Linked DNA regions of Homo sapiens: all the other regions are linked to region 3. A link is a loop called in an ENCODE intact Hi-C map of the cell type or tissue named here. Cell type or tissue: PC-3. All regions are shown on one strand.

Region 1 (2,500 bases), 110 kb before region 3:
TAGCATTGGTGGACCTGATAGGCATGAGATATCAGCATTGATAACTTGATGAATGGGGACTGTGATCTCTACCCTGTCCTCCCCAGTCTACCTAATACCAACGTCATGGATATATTTGCAGTGCAGGTTGATAAAATTAAGAGCAGGCTTTTGCAAGAAACAAAGCTTTGTTAGCTTTTTAATCCGATCAAACAAATACATAAAACAAATAAACAAAAAAGCCACCCAGTTTCAGACTATATGTGTCTGTTTATATGTAGGATTCCAGATTTGATGAAGAAAAATCTTAGGGCGTGGTCTATCACTAACATCTGTAATCTGCACCAACTGTCTTGCAAATGCATTCTTCAAACAGGGGGTATGCTGATCAGTGAAATATATCACTGCTCCAGAAAATTTTCTGAATAGCCTCAAGTGACTGTTGGTGGGTGAAGAGTGCCACTGCCATATAAAGCACTTGGCAAAGACCTTGAACAACTTGAGCACTACTAGAGAATTGCTACAGTCAGGAAGGCAAGTTGGTTTTATCTCTTGGCTATTCTGATTATTCAAAGCAGTTATCTGGAGCAATGTTCTGACAAGGACTGTCAGATAAGCCCCAGGTTCATGGAAAGAGGGAGGGTTGGCTTGGTGATGCTGGAGGTTGGAATATTGTGTCATCCTTTCATCTGTCAGCCTTTACTCTGCTTTCCAGGCACCGAGGTGAGCCAGTGTATCTTAAAGTGTAATTGTGTGCCTCACAGATTGCATATGTGATGATTTTATTACAATGATTGTTTACGTATAATATATGTGTCTATATAATTGATTTATACAGAGTAAAATTTAACAAGCACACAAAATTCTGAAGGAATTCACAGGATTTGGCTAAGTACAATAAACAATTTAACTTAATGTCTATTTAAAGAAAAATATCTAAGTTCATAGGAGAGATGATAAATAACTGGCAAAAATCCTACAGTTAGAACGTAGGTTGGTGCAAAAGCAATTGTGGTTTTTGCTATTGCTTTTGATGGCAAAAACCGCAATTAATTTTGCACCAACCTAATAAATTAGTTTAGGAAAATTATGTTAAATTATAGGGATGCAGAGATAAATATATACTGGTCTCTACCCTTGAAAAAACTTGCATTCTTTTTCTTGTTCTTCTTGGATTCCATCCAAGTTTCACTCTTACATTAATGTCAGCTATAGTTTTGAGATGAGTCAGCTTAATCAACTACTGGCTTTCTTTGGATGTGAATGATATGGTAGCTCTTTAAATCCTGAATGTTGTGAGTACCTTGGAAGAGAAGCAAGGTAACTTCTGCACCTCGTCCAATAATCAGTTTACTTGGGGGATTTGTCATCAGTCCTCAGAGAAGTGAGTCACAGCAGTTACCATCTTCGGGCACTTTCAGCAGGCCACAGCAATAAGTTACTGATACACACTGGAAATTTTAACTATTTACTAGTTTGGAATACTTCAGTCAACCCATCAAGTTACTCCTCCCATTGGGGAAAGTAAATTAAGATCAGAAGTTTGGGACGAAATTGTGGCTTATGCCTGTAATTCTAGCACTTTGGGATGCCGAGGCAGGAGGATTACTTGAGTCCAGGAATTCAAAGCCAGCCTAGGCAACGTAGCAAGACCCTGTCTCTAAAAAATAAAAATAAAAAAGTTAGCCAGGCATAGTGGTATATGCTTGTAGTCCCAGCTACTCAGCAGGCTGAGGTGGGAGGTGGAACCTGGGAGGTGGACGTTGCAGTGAGCCGTGATAGCACTGCTACACTTCAGCCTAAGTGATAGAGTGAGATCCTGTCTCTGAAAAAAGAAAAAAAAAAAAAACAGATAGGTGCCCGCTTGGTGATTAATGTATCAAACCCAAAGGAGATGAATGATTTACAAGTTTGGTTCCAAAACCTCTTTTAGAAGTCAATCAGTTGTTTAATTTGAAATTCTCATTCTCTCTCTTTATATATATATATATACTTTTTTCTCTCCTACCAACTGGAGTTTATGATATAGTTATTTACTCAGGTTAAACTAAAAAATAATTCCTTCTTTTTGGGAAAGAAATATAGTTGTACATAGAGAGTTTAACCTCTGTTGTTTATTCTACCAAAGTAATTCTTTAAAAATAATAGTAGTTAGTAATGGTGATGTGCTTAAATGATAAGAGTTAACTCAATTTCAGCTGCTCCTCCAGACCTTGGCTATTGTGGGTATGCTGGTCCAAAAGGGAAGGTATGTGGTCCATAGGTAGAGGTTGGTGAAAAGATGGGCTGGGATGCTACTAATGAGACCAGTGTGGAGGAGGGGATGGAGGGGCAGTTATAGTGCAGTTATAGTGCTGAAGGTCCAAGCCCTAACCCTTCTTTGATCTCTTAGAAGCCAGCAATTGGGTGGGAGATAAGGATGCAAAGGATGCTGACCTAGGCATTAAGAGGTCATTTTGAAAGGAAAAACAAACAGGCAGGATATCCTAGTGAAGGAAATCTGGGCCAAGACGTCAGTTCC
Region 2 (2,500 bases), 460 kb before region 3:
AAACACTTGAGGGTTTAATTGAAAGTAATTATGGCATTGGCCCGCTGCCAATGGAAAATTTTCAGAAAACGCATCTTTTGCAAGGAAGTAAACTCCCAAATAGTTGCGAAAGGAAAACCTTTTTTGAAAAAAAGCTCCAAACCCAGGTAATTGTTTTTAGCAGTTTCCCTCCCATGGGTAAAATCTTTGTATTTTCCAAAACTTTCCTGAAACACAATGTAGAACAATAATAAAATACAAGGAAATGTAATACAACTAAAAATTCAGTCTTTTCCTTAGAGAAGTCATAGCTATTTACATAGTTCCATGGGCCTCTACCGTGAAGAAAATCATAGAAATGTGGCAGAAGCCTGAAGGAAATGAAACATCCTCTGTAACTCCATTCTGTTCTATTTCTGTTGGCTTTCCCGGGAATTCAGGTAGTCAGACAGAGAAACTGAATACCCTTCTTGTGGTTGTCTGAACGTTCAAGATCTCTGAATCGGCATGGGAGCAGTAAAACAAAGTTAGGATGTGTTGGTCAGAGGAACAAGGGGAAACTTAAAATGAGTTTGAAAACTATTTGTTAAAAAATGTAAAAGCCTTTTGCCTGTCTGGTACATAAATTTGCTGAAAGGCAAATTAATTTCTAATGACCTTTCTTAAATTATACAGTGTTTGAATTTGAATGTTTAGAGACCAATGGTTTGGTCAGGTAGGCACAGTGGGTTTGTTGTTGTTGTTACTGTTATTTGTAATTGTTTTGCTGTTTTTTGTTTTTGAATGCCTTCAGGTACATTATGTATTTTTCCGTTGGCCATAGGCCCAACTGCTCCCTGTTATTTTATACATATTCAAAGTTAGTATATTTATCTTTGCAAATCTTTAGTTAGCAATTTTAGAGAAAGCCTGTTGTTGTCAGGTAATAACAAAAGCCGCCTTTGTATAAGTGCCTACAGTTTGTTAGGCACTTAATCACCATTTACCATAACAGCAATCCCATTGGTAGATACTATTATCCCACTTAAAAAGATGTGGAGCCCACTAAGTAGTAATGCTGGAATTTGAACCCAGGTAAGTCGAGCTCCAACACCTGTCCTCTTTCCGTTATGCCTCAACTTCCTTTAGATTCAGGAATCAGAGAAATCACATTATATACCAACTTTAAAATATGTCTCTTGACACAATGTACAGGATAAATGACATCTGTACGTTGTTAAGTTCCAAGATAAAAAAGTGCAAGAACCTTGAACCTCAACTAAGATTCATAAAAGAAAGAATGAGGCATTTGTTCTGGAGAAGACCAGCAACTAGGAAGAACAGATTTTTTTTCTTTTTCTTTTGGTAATACTGCCTGAGGGCCCAAAGTGGTCAACCTTTGTCATAATTCATTTGGCAGGCCCGTAAAGATAGCTCAGTCATTTAGTCTAACAAAATATTTTTTAGCAGTCAGGGTACATACTTGATTTGGATCCAGGGACAAATGGCTCTCCAAGGGCTTGCTGGCAGGTTGATGACGCGATGCATCAACTGGATGTATCAGGACTTAATAGTACTGAACCATGGAGCACATTTAAAAAGCTCACATACGTTCTCAAATATCATAGAATATAACAAATTTCATTGCCTTCAACTCAAATGATATTTAGAATATGTGCTACATCAGTCTTTCTGCTCCGGGATTCAGTAATGGTCCAAGGTTGTTGTCTTCTTTTCAAATGTAAAAAGCTTAACTTGAAATATGGGTCATTTATCTTGGGCATGGTTTGAAATGGCATATATTCGATCATGTTGTAATACATAATATCTTACAATTTAACCATAAAGGAAGTTACAGCCACACATCATTTTGTCCAAAATCACTGAGAATGGAGATGCGCTACTTAAACACATTTTCTTGAATACCTTTCTTTTACTTTGAAATCCTCCAAAATTATAAAACTAACTTTTACTCATTCAGGCTTGATTTAAACAGAATCAGCTCCACAATTGAGCTTCCTAATGACTTAAAGTTTTTGTGTAATTAGCTTTTTTATTACTAAAGTCGGGGAAAGGAGCACTAAAGACAGTCTTACGGATTTGTCTGGACCTACCTTCAACCTTCAGCACTTCAGAGTCAGAAGGTGTTGCTTTTGCCCTGCCTTCTTGTCAGTGATTATGCTTTCTTCTTTTTTGCTTACTCTGATTTTTATCTCAGAAAATAGATATTAAACTTCTAAATCTAAAATTCCAAAAACAGAAATACCAATCCCATTTATGCTTTCTTCTTGAGTTATGTCTCTTGTGGAGATGGTTAATTGGTGACCCTTCTCCTTTGCCCCCATTCCCAAAAGATATGTCTACCTCTCAACCTGCAGAGCCTATGAATATTGCCTTATCCAGAAAAAGGGTCTTTGGAGATATAATTATGTTTCTTCAGAAGAGGAGCTTATCTTGGATTATTCAAGTAGCTTCCAAATGCAATGACAGATCTTTGTAAGAGATGCATAGAGGAGACAGATGTACAGGAGGAAGCCAAGTG
Region 3 (2,500 bases):
CAGAGGAAAAGAAATCAATGCCTGTATTTTCCATTATGACAAAGCTCATAATTGTCCTTAAATGGACTTTTTGTACTCAAGGCTTATGATTCCAATTTGTCATTAGTGATAACTTGCATCAGTATCTAGAAAAGAGAAAGTTTCAGAGAAGACAAAAAAGTCTTCTATCTTAATTTTCACAGCCATTTATTGATGTGCACATTACTTTCATTCTTTCAACCTAAATTGAATGTAATATGCAAAATAGACTATCTGAATAAGTAGATTATTAGGAAGAAAAAGGTAGCATGAGTCCTGTTCACTATAAGGGAAAGTATATTAAACAAATTATAAATAATATAATTACAAACCATTGTAGATCTACAAAGTATTTCTTGTGTGGTTTACTTAAGGATAGTATAGTCATTTAAGTTGCAAAGAATAGCCACAGAAGGAAGCATACCTATTCTACCTGAATTCTACAGAATTTTCAGTAACAAAAAAAACTGCAGATCCCCTTTCTAATGTTCAATGTGGAAATAAAAAGCCTCGTCCTTTTAGCTATTAAACACCATATCTTTTGATCACTGAGTCTTCCTCTTTTATTTATTTATAGATGTGAAAGAGCAGGTAGAATTATGCACTGCAGGTATCTGAGAATTTCAGTTTCAGAAGGAACAATAAGGATGGTGCCATCCAACCCGGCTATGCCACAGGCAAGACTCACAGAGGTAAAATGAGTGTGCAAAGTCAGGAGCAAATCCAGGGCTGGAATCTGGGGCTTTTCCCATTATCCTAGGCTTGATCTAAGGTCAGCACTGTCTAAGTTAATGAACATACAGTTTTGCAGTTCTAGCAACAGAGCTCAATAAAACTACACTTGTTCTGGTGCACACCAATGAGATCATCCAAGGTCATTATTTCTGTCTTCCAAGCTCTGCAGATCAGCACACTACTGAAACCCAATTAAACCACAAGAGGTGGGGAAACATTAAAAATGAATCATTGACTGTTTAGGGGGAAATAAAAAGACAAGGCTTTCTGAGTCAGCTGAAACTTTCATCAGCCACTGGGCGTACCCTGTGAGCAAAGGAAGTCACAGGGGCCCAATGAGATACCTCTGTCATATTTTTTTCTCCAGATTGTGCTTTCTTGAAGAGATACTGAATTTAAAATGGAGCTATTTGGCAATGACAGGAGTTTAAAGGAGAGAGTTGGGAATTAGACCTTGCACCAAATAATCTACATCCCTGCAAGTGAGTGCGCCGTATTTCAAGCTATTCTGGTTGGCTGAGCAAAGCCCTGCATTTTTGTTAACTCCCTTTAATTAATCTTGTCATAAGTCCTATAGTGAGGTGGATGAACTTTCAAACATTAAACAGTGGAATTACTCACCGGGTGGCTTTTCCCAAACACTCCAACCCCAATTAAAGAGCTGTATTTGGTTTGGGTTTCCTCAAATGGCGCTCCTGTTAACACTCATCAAACACAGGAAAAATAAAACAGCAATTTAACTGTGCCCGCAGTGTGAAAGGCTTGTGCAAATAATCAGCACATTTCTAACCGGTTAGTAATAGGCAGAGTGCAAAAAACAAATGACCAGATTTATACCACTGGGCAGGTCTGAAAGCAATGTTACAGCTGAAATATATTCATTTACAATTTAAAGCAAGGCTTTCAGTGAATAATTGTTTACATAATAGTGAACAGTGCTTGTGCTGCACAACTGGGATCCATTTACAATGTGTTAACCAAATAATGCATGTTTACAAAAGATTTAGAGTTTGTTTTTGGAGAAAAGAATCGTGGTACCCTTGCCAACAAAAGCAGAGCAGTATGTACAGTTAGTAAATCTTTTCTTAGCTGCAAAATTAGCGTCAAGTTGCTTGAGCCCGTAAACTACGTCAGCATAAGTCACTCTCATTAAATTGATGTGTGAAGGTAGTATTCTTAAACAGCAGGTTGCTCCATTCTGATTTTTTTTTTTAATCAGTCAAATAATGAGGTGGGGGTAGAGTTGCTTAACCAGGCCAAGGGAAAAAGAAAGCGGAATCATCTTAAAACGGCCATCCCGGATTTAATAGCCTACAACAAAACCCTAAGCAGGTCAACTTCATGGTTCAGCAATTCCTAAAAGCCTTGTCTACTTCTCCAAAGCTTATCGGTGACGGCTGGTGTATAAGAGCTCCCAATGAGGACTGATTTACAGCACTGAAGGGCTTTGCAGTGACAAAGGAGGGCCAGGGTCCTCGAGTGCTTTCTGTATTTTTAAGATCCCAGAAGATGATGTGGTTCTGTGATAGGAATCTCTTAAACTTTACCATTGACATAAACAGGTCACAGTGCCTGCAAAAGCTTAAGCAGGAGTCAGGAGCAGTCTCTCTCTCTCCTTTTTTTCTGGGTCAGAGTCAGATTTTATCGAGTCAAGCTATCTAATTGAACACAAACCATGTGATAGGACCCAAACAGAGTGTATTAAAAATGAAACAGAAGGAGCCAGGTTTGTCTCAGGCTAGTGCTG

The links. Hi-C counts contacts between places; a loop is a spot of excess contacts. Peaks named below come from ENCODE experiments on the same cell type or tissue, not always from the same donor. Only the 100,000 strongest peaks of a DNase experiment are listed, where the experiment ranks them.
Region 1: it touches region 3 in a loop (4-fold over the local background); 3 of 110 quality-filtered maps call a loop at or near these places.
Region 2: it touches region 3 in a loop (6-fold over the local background); 3 of 110 quality-filtered maps call a loop at or near these places.

Annotation. Positions count from the first base shown.
Region 1 is chr5:125,294,440-125,296,939 of GRCh38, forward strand. All of the region lies in intron 4 of LOC101927421 (a long non-coding RNA gene), which reads left to right. Among named protein-coding and RNA genes, the nearest start is that of LINC02240, 200 kb to the right of the region's middle. In PC-3, no CTCF peak of the experiment used is centred here; a DNase peak (open chromatin) is centred at 1,302; H3K27ac peaks cover 1,234 bases.
Region 2 is chr5:124,948,628-124,951,127 of GRCh38, forward strand. It overlaps LOC107986391 (a long non-coding RNA gene), which reads left to right and starts at 2,225. Exons shown (of 5, transcript XR_001742528.2): 1 at 2,225-2,500. In PC-3, no CTCF peak of the experiment used is centred here; a DNase peak (open chromatin) is centred at 1,414; H3K4me3 peaks cover 298 bases; H3K27ac peaks cover 2,010 bases.
Region 3 is chr5:125,407,896-125,410,395 of GRCh38, forward strand. No RefSeq gene overlaps it. Among named protein-coding and RNA genes, the nearest start is that of LINC02240, 84 kb to the right of the region's middle. In PC-3, no CTCF peak of the experiment used is centred here; a DNase peak (open chromatin) is centred at 996; H3K4me3 peaks cover 1,452 bases; H3K27ac peaks cover 2,500 bases.